Linked DNA regions of Homo sapiens: region 1 is linked to region 2. The links are chromatin contacts, found by Hi-C or POLR2A ChIA-PET in ENCODE. All regions are on one chromosome and are shown on one strand. The core of a region is the stretch at or near the end of the contact, and the rest is flanking DNA. Distances in the headings are between cores, read along the strand shown.

Region 1 (6,846 bases), core at 3,272-5,771, 85 kb before region 2:
CACAGGCATTCGTATACACCAATAACAGACAAACAGAGAGCCACATCATAAGTGAACTCCCATTCACAACTGCTGCAAAGAGAATAAAATACCTAGCAATACAACTTACAAGGGAGGTGAAGGACCTCTTCAAGGAGAACTACAAACCACTGCTCAAGGAAATAAGAGAGGACACAAACAAATGGAAAAACATTCCATGCTCATGGATAGGAAGAATCAATATCGTGAAAATGGCCATACTGCCCAAAGTAATTTATACATTCAATGCTATCCTCATCAAGCTACCACTGACTTTCTTCCAAGAATTAGAAAAAACTACTTTAAATTTCATATGGAACCAAAAAAGAGCCCACATAGCCAAGACAATCCTAAGCAAAAAGAACGAAGCTGGAGGCATCACGCTACCTGACTTCAAACTATACTACAAGGCTACAGTAACCAAAACAGCATGTTACTGTTACCAAAACAGACATAGAGACCAATGGAGCAGAACAGAGACCTCAGAAATAATGCCACACATCTACAACCATCTGATCTTCGACAAACCTGACAAAAACAAGCAATGGGGAAAGGATCTCCTGTTCAGTAAATGGTGCTCGGAAAACTGGCTAGCCATACACAGAAAACTGAAACTGGACCCCTTCCTTACACCTTATACAAAAATTAACTCAAGATGGATTAAAGACTTAAATGTAAGACCTAAAACCATAAAAACCCTAGAAGAAAACCTAGGCAATACCATTCACAACACAGGCATGGGCAAAGACTTCATGACAAAAACGCCAAAAGCAGTGGCAACCAAAGCCAAAACTGACAAAATGGGATCTAGTTAAACTAAAGAGCTTTTGCACAGCAAAAGAAACTGTCATCAGAGTGAACAGGCAGCCTACAGAATGGGAGAAAACTTCTGCAATCTACCCATCTGAAAAAGGTTTAATATCCACAATTTACAAGGAACTTAAACATATTTACAATAAAAAAAAACAAACCACCCCATCAAAAAGTGGGTGAAGGATATGAACAGACACTTCTTAAAAGAAGACATTTACATAGCCAACAAACATATGAAAAAAAGCTTAACATCACTAATCATCTGAGAAATGCAAATCAAAACCACAATGACATACCATCTCACGCCAGTCAGAATGGCAATTATTAAAAAGTCAGGAAACAATAGATGCTGGCAAGGCTGTGGAGAAATAGGAACACTTTTACACTGTTGGTGGGAATGTAAATTAGTTCAACCATTGTGGAAGACAGTATAAGGATTCCTGAAGGATCTAGAACCAGAAATACCATTTGATCCAGCAATCCCATTACTGGGTATATTCCCAAAGGAACATAAATCATTCTACTATAAAGACACATGCACACGTATGTTTATTGCAGCACTGTTCACAATAGCAAATACATGGAACCAACCCAAATGCCTGTCAGTGATAGACTGGATAAAGAAAATGTGGTACATACACATCATGGAATACTATGCAGCCATAAAAAGGAATGAGATTATGTCCTTTGCAGGGACATGGATGAAGCTGAAAGACATCATCCTCAGCAAACTAACACAGGAAAAGAAAACCAAACACTGTGTGTTCTCACTTGTAAGTGGGAGTTGAATACTGAGAACACATGAACACAGATTGGGGAACAACACACACCAGGGCCTGTTAGTGGGTGGAGGGTGAGGGGAGAAAACTTAGAGGATGGGTCAATAGGTGCAGCAAATCACCATGGCATATGTATACCTATGTAACAAACCTGCACGTTCTGTGCATGTATCCTGCTTTTTTTTTTTTTAGAAGAAATAAAAAAACAAATTTTGATCACCTACTATGTGCAAAGCCCTCTGTCAAGAGCCTTTGGAGCAAGAGAGCTCTGCTTTCCCCACCAAAAAAAAGGAACCATCCAACCTAAAATGTCAATAGTGCCAAGGTTGTGAAATTCTGTACTAGAAGATAAACTTTAAACAAAAGATGAATGGAGAAACTACAAGATAACTGGTAACCTTGAGCTGTAAATCTGCATACTGTATTATTACAGAACAGATTGTAAATGCAGAACATTATAGAAATGTAGAAATGATGATGTAAAAATCATGTAACAAAAGTTGGGAGAGAAAGTAGGAGAGGAAATTGTGGCAGTATTACAGGTAAGTTGAGTTACCTACTGTTAATAGCCATAGGTCAAAAGATGATAATTTAACATTATAAATCAAGTTATAGACTAGGTATATTTGAACAGTATAAATGTTGACACTAAAACTGCAATCAACTAAAATCAGATGGAAGAGGAAACTGAGAAGGGGAAAATGAGAAAATATGCTAATTGTATTGCTTATAATAAGGAGGGAATAGAAACCATACAACAGAAATAGAGGATTAAGCATTAGATAAAGTTATAGTTATAAAAGTGGCTCATCTTTACTTCATAGCACTTATCACAGGGTAATTTTGCATTTACTTATATGATTGATTGATTACAATCAGTATCCCAGTGGGTAACTAATGAAGGGAACAGGTAAGGTCTGTTTTTGCTCACTAAATATATTCGGTCCTTGTTATTTGCAGTAGTTCTGTTCTACAAACAATGAATTACTCATTACTGAACCATTTCTCCTGGAAGAAATATGGGGCTAGGTTCCTGCAAACCTCTGGTTTCAACATTTTCATCAACTGATCAACACTAATTTTGTTTTATATTTGTTTCTATTTAAAGACACTTTAATAAATATAAACAGTTGATTTGTTAACATTGAACTTAGGGCCAACAACACTACTCACACCTGAAGGAAACTTATCTAACACATATCTTGTTCTCTGTAAGGCCCATCACAGCCTTCTTGTGCTCAGGAACACTAGACAGTACTTCAACACTATGCTTGGGGCCCACAGTGAAATCACTAACTAAAAGCACAAACATTCAAGAAACATAGAGCTAAACAGACAGGGAAAACAGTACCCGTTTACAATATGAGAGCTGAAACAAGAAGGTAGAGGTAGCCTTGTTCCACCTCAGCTGGAGGCATGTGTGTTGGGTGACTCATTTTCAGTGCTCTGCACATATCCACGCATGACTGAGAAAGCCCTTTGAGTACCAATTCTGGGGTTACAAGTAAATTTTATCGATGAGATAAACTTGAATCTACTAAGTCCACCAATAAGTATCAGTAAATGCATCTGTGGAATTGAATTGGATGTTATCACCTGACAACAAACATTTGTAAGTTATTAGTGAGTGTATTTATTGTGATTCTGAGCTGTGCAAGTCAAGGAATTTCTATGAAAGATACATAAATGTTAATACACATATCTGATTAATACACATACCTGTATGGGTTTTTTTCTCATGTAAAGACAGCTTAGTGAATTTTGGAGGTAAGGGTCTTCGAAGAAGCAGTGGGGGCTTTTGCATTTTAATGAATAATAAGTGCTGTTTTTCATAATCCTTGGTTTAAATGAGAATTGAAAAGGTTTTGAATATGTTTGAATTGTTGAAAAATAATAAGAATTTAGATTACATCTTAAAGAAAATCATTCTGTACCAATACTCTACTGAATCCAGGCAGAATTCCTTTATGAAAAAAAAAGAGGGTAAGAAAATAATTCTTTAAAACTTCTATTAATAGAAAGAATCCAGTTAAAATGTAGGGTTATAAGTAAACATAGAATTTTAAAAATATGTGTATTATTACTACCCAGGATCATTCTACAATTTTCCATGTTAGTACAAAGTTCAATTTGCCAATGCTATTTCAACTAGTAAATACTGATTTTTCAGAATAGTCGAAATGACATTTTTTTTCTCTCTCTCCAAAATGTTATCGCTATAAATGTAGAAAGAGAATTTGGTCAGAAATGTGTAGAAGATGCCTTCATTAGATAAGCCTCTGAAGACCCACCATATCTAACCATTCACAAACAAATTGTTTTCTTTCTATAATGGCTTGTTTTTCAACCACTATGCTTGGGCCAAAACAATTCAATCCTAAAATAAGATGGGTTTCACTATAATGAGATTTCCCAGGGCTGCTGGATCCCAACTCATACTGTTTAGAAATAATGCGAGAAGATGCACCCCCAAAATGTGCTTTTAGTTTGCAGGGCAACATCAAAAGTGCCTGGCACGGCATTATTCCATTGATAGCCTAGAAGGGAACACCCTGAAACTGCACAAATGGGCCGTTTACCGCCAAAAGATAACTGCACACAAGCGCTCAAGGTGTACTCCCTGGTCATATGTTCCACACGATGCTGGAAATCTCCCTTCCGTAGTACCCAAAGAGGGGCATGGAAGTGCTGGACTCCCACACTACCCTTTAGGATAATCGGCCGCTTTCCAAACCAACTGGCTTTTCGTCTCCTATCTCCTTTTCCTCGGAATCTAGGCAGCGAGGTAAAGGTCCAGCGAGGGTCTTCCTGCAGGAGGCTGTTCCCGAAGAAGCACCACGGATCCCCACCCTCTAGGAGGCCAAGGAGACACACCCTAGCAACCGGGGTCCGCTAAGCCAGCCCAGCCACTTGACGCGCAGGCGCGGGGGCGGGACAGGCGAGGCGGGCGCGGGACAGGCGAGGCGAGGCGGGCGCCGGGAGGGGCAGGCCCAGCCCACGGTGCAGCGCGCGCGGAGCCCTCGCCTTCCTCCGACGCACTGTGGGGCTGCAGGGGAAGCTGCGGGCCGTGGGGGCCGGAGGAGAAGCCGGCTCCACGCGCAGCTGCTGTACGGAACGCCGTGGTGACAATTGTTATTACTATTTTTATGCTTAATGGCAATGACCACTATTATTTATTATTTTCTCTCGATTACAGGATGCTTTACTTGGGTGTCTAGAATATGGGCTGGCATTCTTTAAGGCTGCACTTTTGTGCAGCCGGGTCCCGGGGCTAATTTTGCAGTGCTCTCGAAAAGCGGGCATTCGGTTTTCTTTCTCTTCCTTTCATGCAACCTGTTTTCTCTTTCTGATCCTTTAAAGTTCCTGGCTGAGGCTGGATTGTGTAGAAATAAGGGCATTAGGGATCCAAGCGGGCCATAAAAGAAACCCATTTCTCACTGTCATCGTCCTCTGTTCTGGTTATCATATTGTGACGTGTCGCCTCTGTCATGGTGTTGATGAACCTGTGTGTGCAGTCATAGATACATCGTGTGTGTTTGCAAAAATGTGCGTGTTTCTCTGGAGATTTGAGGGGGAAAGAGCACTAGAAAGAGCTCATCTGATAGATGCGGAAATCCGAACTCAGAAAGTAAACTAGGTAGAGCTTCCTTCCAGGTTTGGTTTTTTCTAAGTACTAGCGCAGGAACTTTATAACAGAAGTTGGAAAATGAGAGACTTCTGTATAAATCTTTCTAGCTTTGGGGATCTTTCAAGATTCACACCATAACCATGTCTTCCTTTTTCTCCTTAGTAGCAAACATGTTTTAAAACAATCAATGAAAAAAGTAGAAAAGTTTTAACAAAAAAGTAATCAGACTCTGGAAAATATTATGCAACTTGTTTTCCTTTACAGTAGTAGTGTACTGTTTCTTTTCCTTGTAAGTTTACTGTGTCCCAATTATACTGCTGCCCCAGACTATGAATTTATTTCCACTTTTGCTGTTATCTACACCATAGATTCATTAGTTTCTCAGAAATACAAAGCTGAAAATAAAAGGCAGCTCTGTGGCTAAGATTAGTCTCAAGTAATATATATCGTGCATATTTTGTAAATGTGAAAAAAGGTTTATATTTTTAAGCATAAAAAATGACAGTGTAAATTGAGTCAGGTACCTATGCTCTTCAAGATCGTTGGAACCATGAGAACTACAGGAATTCAGTTTTACTGACTGACGTTTGGCCTTTAAAATTTATGCTTAGCTTTGTGTAGTCGAAAGCAAGGCTTCTGAATGCTTTTTCAAAAAATGCTTTGTCACACTTGGAATCCGCAGGCATCCAGGTATCATTCCTTGCAGATTTCTTCTAGCAAGTATGAGACTAAAACCTAGGGCGGTTTAATATGTAATCTCAGGTGTGAACATTTTGTCTTCTATTTCTACCACTTAGTACCAAACATTTAGGCAAATGAGATAGTTATTATGAAAATTAAATCCATGGCTTGGTATATTTTATATGTATATATGTTATTCTAACACATCTGACTCGCTTTGTCTATGGAAATGATATATCAGTATAGGATGAGTTTAGACAGGACAAACAAAATTCAATTTAGATTATTTTATAGTTCTTATATTTTTGAAAATATTATCCCCTCAATTTTCTTTCTTCTTTTGTAAAATAACGTGTTTTTGAAATAATGAATAACTCCCTTTTGGATTTTAAGGGTCTGCTTTTTCTGATGTATGTACGGTCAGCCTATTTATTTGTTCCGTCCCCTTTGCAGTTTGGCAGAACCTTATGAAGAAGCTTCCCAAACTGAACCACAGTGCTTTCACTCTATTAGCAAATTGTACTAAAGATGCCAGCGTAATGATGAGTGCCAAGGTTATAGACATCCTGCATTTTTTAAATGTTGCTAAAATGAGATAAAAGCCTTATGCAGAAGCAACCGCAGGCACCCCGCAGGTAATGCTATCGATTTCCCTAATAAGTGGGAAACGCTTGGGGAACCTTAGATTTGCTGTTGGTTCTGTTGAAATGGTGGAAGTGATGTGAAAAGTGTTGCTAGACAACTTCATTATTTTCCATAGACCTATCTCTTATTTATTTATTTCCCTTTAAAATAGGACAGAGGTTTGCTAAACAGTTTGGCCATTGTAGTTTTAACCTAATATTTTACCTTATGGAAATAATGGAGTAATTTGTGTTTTTATGTTCATATTAATTTTTTTAAGTACTGTTAAAGAATGAATAGTTA
Region 2 (6,881 bases), core at 147-2,646:
CCCAGTGCTTTGGGAGGCTGAGGCAAGAGCTTCTCTTGAGGCCAGGAGTTCAAGCCCAGCCTGGGCAACATAGTGAGACCCCTGTCTCTACAAAAAAAAAAAAAAAAACTTAACTTAAAAAAAAGGCAGGAGCTGAAGAGGTCTCCAAGGACAAATAATACACTTGATAATGATCACGAGACTAGCCAGCAAGTCTGATGCTTTGTCAGAATCTTTGGTTGAGCCAAAATTTGTCCACAAAAGTGTGAGGATGCTGGTGACTGACTCCAGCCACTGCAGGAGTGAGTTCTGTCCTGACTATGGAACGACTGTGACTGTGACCCTCCAGGGTCCCATTCGTGTTGTGTTTCTCAGGCTCTCCTTATTTTTCCTCTTTTCTCCCTTTTAGATATGCCATCTCTATGGCCCGAAAAATTGGAGCAAGAGTGTATGCCCTGCCAGAAGACCTGGTTGAAGTGAACCCCAAAATGGTCATGACCGTGTTTGCCTGCCTCATGGGGAAAGGAATGAAGAGGGTGTGAGGCCCAATGGGGCTGGGTGGGAGGCGGTGCACTCACTCCTGACTGCCCGGCACAGATGCTCCAGGGATGATTCAAGCCATTCCAAAGTTCAACTTGGTGACACTCTATAAGATTCCAAAAAGCACATATTAGTGCAGCCAAGTAGCCTCTCCTGTATTTAACAAAAAGTGCTTCATTCTTTGCAGGAGGCCCAACCTCCTATATATAGGTTTCTATTCTTGATTTATTTGCTTCTTCGAAAATCTAGAGGAAAAGAAAGAAGTTATTTTCCAGGTACCCTTCTCGCTTTTGCCATTAGCCAAGGATAGAAGCTGCAGTGGTATTAATTTTGATATAATCTTTCAAACCAGCTTCATGTGGCTTCCCTTTTCTTTGTTCAAGATGAGGGCCAGGAGGGGAAACATCACACCTGCCCTAAACCCTGTTCCTGGAGGTCAGCATTTGATCTGTTGCAAGCCCCTCTTTCTGTCCCCTCTTCCTACCCTGCCTCCCTTGACTTTGCTCCTCACACTTTTGGAACCATGCCTTCCGGGGGGGCCCATCTCTTCTGGCCGTCCTTGTCTCTGGGCCACTTGGAGTGTGTGATAAATCAGTCAAGCTGTTGAAGTCTCAGGAGTCTCTGGTAGCCTGCAGAAGTAAGCCTCATCATCAGAGCCTTTCCTCAAAACTGGAGTCCCAAATGTCATCAGGTTTTGTTTTTTTTCAGCCACTAAGAACCCCTCTGCTTTTAACTCTAGAATTTGGGCTTGGACCAGATCTAACATCTTGAATACTCTGCCCTCTAGAGCCTTCAGCCTTAATGGAAGGTTGGATCCAAGGAGGGTGTAATGGAGCATCAAGCCACTCGGCGGCAGCATGGAGCTATAACTAAGCATCCTTTAGGGTTCTGCCTCTCCAGGCATTTAGCCCTCACATTAGATCTAGTTACTGTGGTATGGCTAATACCTGTCAACATTTGGAGGCAATCCTACCTTGCTTTTGCTTCTAGAGCTTAGCATATCTGATTGTTGTCAGGCCATATTATCAATGTTTACTTTTTTGGTACTATAAAAGCTTTCTGCCACCCCTAAACTCCAGGGGGGACAATATGTGCCAATCAATAGCACCCCTACTCACATACACACACACCTAGCCAGCTGTCAAGGGCAGAATGAATCTATGCTGGATAAGAAATGGTGGAACTGCGTTATGAAGAGCTAATTTACTGGACAAAGAATTCCAAAGCAAAACCAGAACAGTATGAATTTGAGCAGGTCTCATAGGTTGAGCAATTTCCCCCTAAACCAACTGAAGGCTAAAAAGCAACAGGCCATTGTGAACCAATGCAAGACGCCCTCTATCATGGTGAAAAGCTCCATCAATGAGGTATCTTCTTTAGTGGTGGTATGTAATGGAACTTAGCCATTTTTCAAAGCAATTGAAATGCATTGCTCTGGATCTGTTCCTTGGCAGTGGACTCAGAAAGCCAACATGTGGCTCCTCCCAGCCCATAACCAGTATTTTTGCTGCTTCTGAATACAAATTGGTTGGTTTTGACTTCAGATTGAACTTACTGTAGCCTCAGATGATTTCCCCCCTCCGCCTCCAGGAAGAAAGAATGTTACTGCCTTAATAAAAAATGAAAAGAGAATGATGCTCAAAATCTTTCCAAATAAAATGTTCCCTATATTAGGTGTCTCTGGATGTTTCATTTTGAAAGTTTGCTGACAGTGTGCTATAAATCGTTCATTCATTCATTCCTCCAACACGTTCGAGTGCCTAGTATGTGCAAGGCACAGTGCAAGGTTTTAGGAATGTGCCTATGAACTAAACAGGCACTGTGCTCAGCTGATGCCTGTCTTAGGAAAGACGGAAGTTAAACAATTAAAATAACAGATGTGACGAGTGATAAAAAGAAGGGCAGGGTGAGACATGAGTTTATGACAGGAAACAGTCTGAGGAGAAATAGTTTAGCTAAAAACTGAAGAATAAATTTCCGTTAGGCAAAGCAGGGAATAAAATTAAAGCTGAGAGCCAAACTCAGAAATACACTGAACTTGTAGGAGTGAAGAGGTGTGATACCTTTCCTCACCTATCATAAGAGTCACGGCCAATACTATGACAAAAGATGGGTAACAAGAGAAAAGGGTAACATATTTCTTTCATCAAAGTTTTACATGACATGGGAGCTTTTAGAAATGAAAACCCAAAGATCCAAGGAAAACTGTTCATTTTTATGCTTAGATTTAATGCAGAATGAACGGCCAGGCAGAAATGTGATTGGGCAAAAGGCTGTGATCTAAGGCTAATAAATGGAAGGGGAAGCCCAGCAAGGCCTGTGTGTTCCGATTCTTCTTGGCTGCAGTCTGTAGCATTTTTTCCTCCAGGGATCAGGGCAGGACCCCCCTGGAATGAGGGTCTTATTACCTACTATCAGGCAAGGTAGGTCAGAGAATTTCTTTACCGTCACTGTCTACACAGAAAGGCAGGGGAAGGTTAGAGTAATTTTTCTAGGGTTTTATGGCTTGCTTTGGGGGAAAGGGGTTCTAGTTTCTATGACCCTCCTTGAGAAAGAGGAATTCTGCTTTCTGCGAGTTGCTTCAGGGGAGAAAGAAGAGGAGGAGACAGGAGGGCAGGAGAAGATCGGAGAGGGAGACCTTGTTTCTGAGGTTTCCTTGGAGGCTTTCCAGTCTCCTTTAGTTCAAAGTACTCTGCACACCAAAGTGCCACACTTTGGGGTTTCATTTTTTTCTGAGCCCCAACAAACCCGATCATAAACCAAAGTCAGACTTGGGGATTGGTGCAAAACAATGTCCAGACTGATTCGAGGAGGAATCTTTGGGGTGAGCAGCGCCCGAGATCTCCTCTCCAGCTTGGCGGGGCCTTACTTGGGAAGAAGTGGGGGTGCACTGCGGGGATGCAGAGGAGTTCTGCTGCAGCCAACTTCCTCAGTTAGGCTGCTGTGACAGAGAAGCTGGCCGTCGATTTGGCATGATCACGCTTTGACCTGCAGAGGAGCCACCCACCCACACAGCAGATGGGAAGCTGGGCTTTTGTGCCTAAGCTGTGTGTCCGGGCTTTACCAGCAACTTCTTCTTGGAGGTAGCTCCTTCCTGGCCTAAACACTGCTGCACCTTCTATACTTAGGAGGTCACTCTGTTCCCAACATATCAAGAGGCTATAGATATTGTTTCTTTCTATTTGTACTAGACTGCACTGAAATTCCCCTCCTAATCAGCAACCACTGTTAACAATTTCTTTTGTATCCTAGAAATATTCTGTGCACATATCACACCCACACATCCTTTTTATAACAAATATCAGCATACCATAAACATCACTCTTTATTCCATTTTTTTTTTTACTTAATACCGTGTCTCGGATGCTGTTTCATATTGGTGCATACAGACCTACTTCAATCTTTCCAACAGGTACATGGTCTTCTACTATATAGGCATACCAAACTCCATTTAACCAGTGGTCTCTAAATAGATATTTAAGTTGTTTTAATCTTCTGCCCCGAAAATAAGGCCACAATGGATAATATTATACCCACTTCTTGAGCACAGAATGTTAATTTTAATTCAACAGGTACTTATCAAGTTCCTTCTCTAGCAAAAATATAGCACATTGGGTAGTCAGACATGGATCCTCTTAAGTTTCCTCAAGTTATTTTATTAAAAACCCTAAGCTGGGACAGATGCTTTAGCCAATCCAAACTTCTCTGTTTTATGTCTAAAGAAGCGTGTTAACCAGCACGCATGCACACATAAACCATAATAAAAAGCAGAATGTGATCAATGCGATAACAAATTTCTAAATTAAATATCATGGGACCTCAGGGAAAAAATTAATTCTGAATATAGGATCAACAAAAGTTTTTGGAAGAATTCAGTTGTGATGAATGAGAAGTGGGCAGGAACTGGGCCTTACTCTTGCTGTTGTTCCCTACAGAACCAGGGACATTTCTAGATTTTTAGTAAGAGTTTCGTAAGTTTTAAAAAATTGATTTATATTAGTTATAAACAAATGTTTCCTGAATGTAGGAAATGCTGAACAGAAAGAAGTAATTGTGAGATAAGTTGTGAAATAGACCTACCTGCGGAGTATTTAGAATAGAATGGATTCCTGTCTGGAAATTATGACATCTGGGTTGGTCTGATGCAATGCATTGGATTATATGACCTTTTAAAGTATCAGTCAACTTAGTGATTTTGTTCACCTAGACTCACATTCACACACACACACACACACACACACACACACACACACACACACACACAGCCCTAGTCTGTCCCTGGGAGCACAGTTGTGATCTCCATTGTAAAGACCGGGTAAACTCTTAGCCTGCCTTAGATCAGCCTATTTCAGACTGAGGCTTAAGGCACGGGACATTTCCATGTGCTCTCAGTCCTTGGGATGAGCCCTGGGCCCACCTTCCTTACATTTACTATGCCTGTCGTCACTGACCTCTGTTCTTTGTTCCACCCAGTGTGCAGATGGGCTTGCAGTAAACGCCAGCAGTGCTATCTTCGTGAACTTGGCATTGTTTTGCCCAGTACGTTCCTGCCAATTTCATGATCCAGAAAGCAGAGCTGATGCTCAGAACAAGTTAGAGGCATTGACCGATCCTCTTATGCAATCTAGTCACTTTGACAGTTTCCTAATAAAATTCCTGTAATTAAATTTTAAGCTGTCAAAGAGGGCTCTTACTCAGTATGCTTTCTCCCTATTTCTGAAAGACAGTTTACCAACTGAGCCTGTGAATGAGTGACAAAAAGAAAACTGCGTAAATGTTTTCTCATGCCTAACATCTACATATATTTAATAACCCACATCAGGCCAGGGACAAAAACAGGTAACCTAGTCATTGCCCAGCATGTCACCATTAACAACTCAGAGACAGGTCAGTAAAATGACAGGAATTTTTTATTTTATTTGGCAAGTTGGAATTGGAGAGTTCCACTTAAACATATATTTTCGTTAATGGAAATCTAATATACATCATTTAGAGAATTAGAATGCACACAAACACTGAATTCTGAAGGTATACGGAAGCTAACATAAAAACTGTTGATTCAGCAGTCATTTCTGGACTTGTCTACACCATGGGTCCACTGTTATAAGTCGCAATGTTCAAACCTGCTTGCTCTAAGTGTAGTGCTCAGACCGGGGGCATCTAGGAGCCGGTTAGAAGTGCTGAATCTCAGCCCTTACCCCAGACGTACTGAATCAGAATCTGCATTTTAATAAGATTCCTACGCACATTAAAGTTTGAGAAATGCTGTCCTAGAAGAATAAAGGTCTCGTTAAAAGATCTACAGTTGATGGAAGGCTAAATTAGGCTCTTTTAAATTAAATTACACTTTCTCACTTACACTGGACTCGAGAGAGTGAAATAACTTCCCATGAATGTTTCCCGATCATCAGTATTCACTTGATGTGGCCAGAGTGGCTCTTCCCTCTGTTTGGGTACTTCCTCCACCACCCAGCTTTGCCCTTTGCTGTGCCCCTTCCCTTGGTTTCCCCCTTCCAGGTGGCACTCGCTCTAAGAAGCTGATCTTCTGGTCCTGCTGGCACCTGCATTGTGTCTCTTGACATGATCTCTTGCCAGCTGCCCAGGGCTGCCTCTTTAATAGATCTGACCCAGTTTGTGCCACGTCACTCAAGTCTTCCCTCTTATCCCTCCACCGCCTGTCAAACTGGCTTTTCTCCCACCATGCCTGGAGCAATCTCTCTATGACTTCCAGTGACAGGGAACTCATTAAATAGTAAACCATTACTATTCCAAGGCCCTGCAGTGTCTACTCTTAACCCCCTAAGCAGGCACTTTGCAATGACTTTCTGGGGTTACAATAGCCTCATTGTTAAGTCTGCCAAATGCCTAATAACAAGGAGAAAGAGGAAAATGTCTTCCAAGTAGAGCGACTATCATATGCAGTGGTCCTGAGGATGAATGAAACTTGATATCTTTGAGGAACTGAAAGACAAGGATAACTGATGGGAAGCAAGAACGGCCATATCATAAGAAGCAGCGGTACTTGCAAAAAGCTTAGGAATCACCTGGGGAGCTTATTAAAACACATTTTCCAGATCTCACCTTGAGACTCAGTGCCTATAGGGCTGGTGAACCTAGCAATCTGCATTTCCCACAAACATCCAAGGAGATTCTGCAGCCTGTGACTTACAGACCATACTTCAAGAGGAACTGGTGTAGACCAGCTGTTCTCAATCCTGACTGCACATTGGAATTATCTCAGGAGTTTTAATCAATGCTGATGTCTATACTCCTCCCTACAAGAGTCTGACGTAATGATCAGATGTGCAGCCAAGGCAGCTGGGTTTTTAAAAGATCCCCAGATGACTCTAATGTGCAGCCAG

The links. A loop is a pair of places that touch in the nucleus more often than their neighbours do. ChIA-PET counts read pairs that join two places held with the same protein, here RNA polymerase II (POLR2A). Pooled maps may share reads with other maps.
Region 1: a pooled map shows a loop between it and region 2 (2.7-fold over the local background). The contact joins the promoter of LRRC63 here to the enhancer-like site in region 2. A Hi-C loop is called at or near these places in 6 of 50 pooled maps. POLR2A ChIA-PET finds 5 or more read pairs at or near these places in 4 of 52 experiments (activated CD8-positive, alpha-beta memory T cell, activated T-cell and activated naive CD4-positive, alpha-beta T cell).

What each region holds. Positions count from the first base shown.
Region 1 is chr13:46,209,603-46,216,448 of GRCh38, reverse strand. It overlaps LRRC63 (leucine rich repeat containing 63), which reads right to left and starts at 4,521. Exons shown (of 10, transcript NM_001282460.2): 1 at 4,190-4,521; 2 at 3,330-3,447. The coding sequence starts at 3,414. LOC107984578 (a long non-coding RNA gene) reads left to right here and starts at 4,597. Exons shown (of 4, transcript XR_001749863.3): 1 at 4,597-6,554. RefSeq lists a silencer at 4,436-4,765.
Region 2 is chr13:46,121,231-46,128,111 of GRCh38, reverse strand. LCP1 (lymphocyte cytosolic protein 1) reads left to right here. Exons shown (of 16, transcript NM_002298.5): 16 at 389-2,189. The coding sequence ends at 521. Among named protein-coding and RNA genes, the nearest start is that of CPB2, 20 kb to the right of the region's middle. RefSeq lists enhancers at 2,552-2,661, 3,672-3,741. Within about 2 kb of position 1,396, at least 7 of the 41 ENCODE cell types and tissues checked have a DNase peak (open chromatin) inside an H3K27ac peak, as active enhancers do.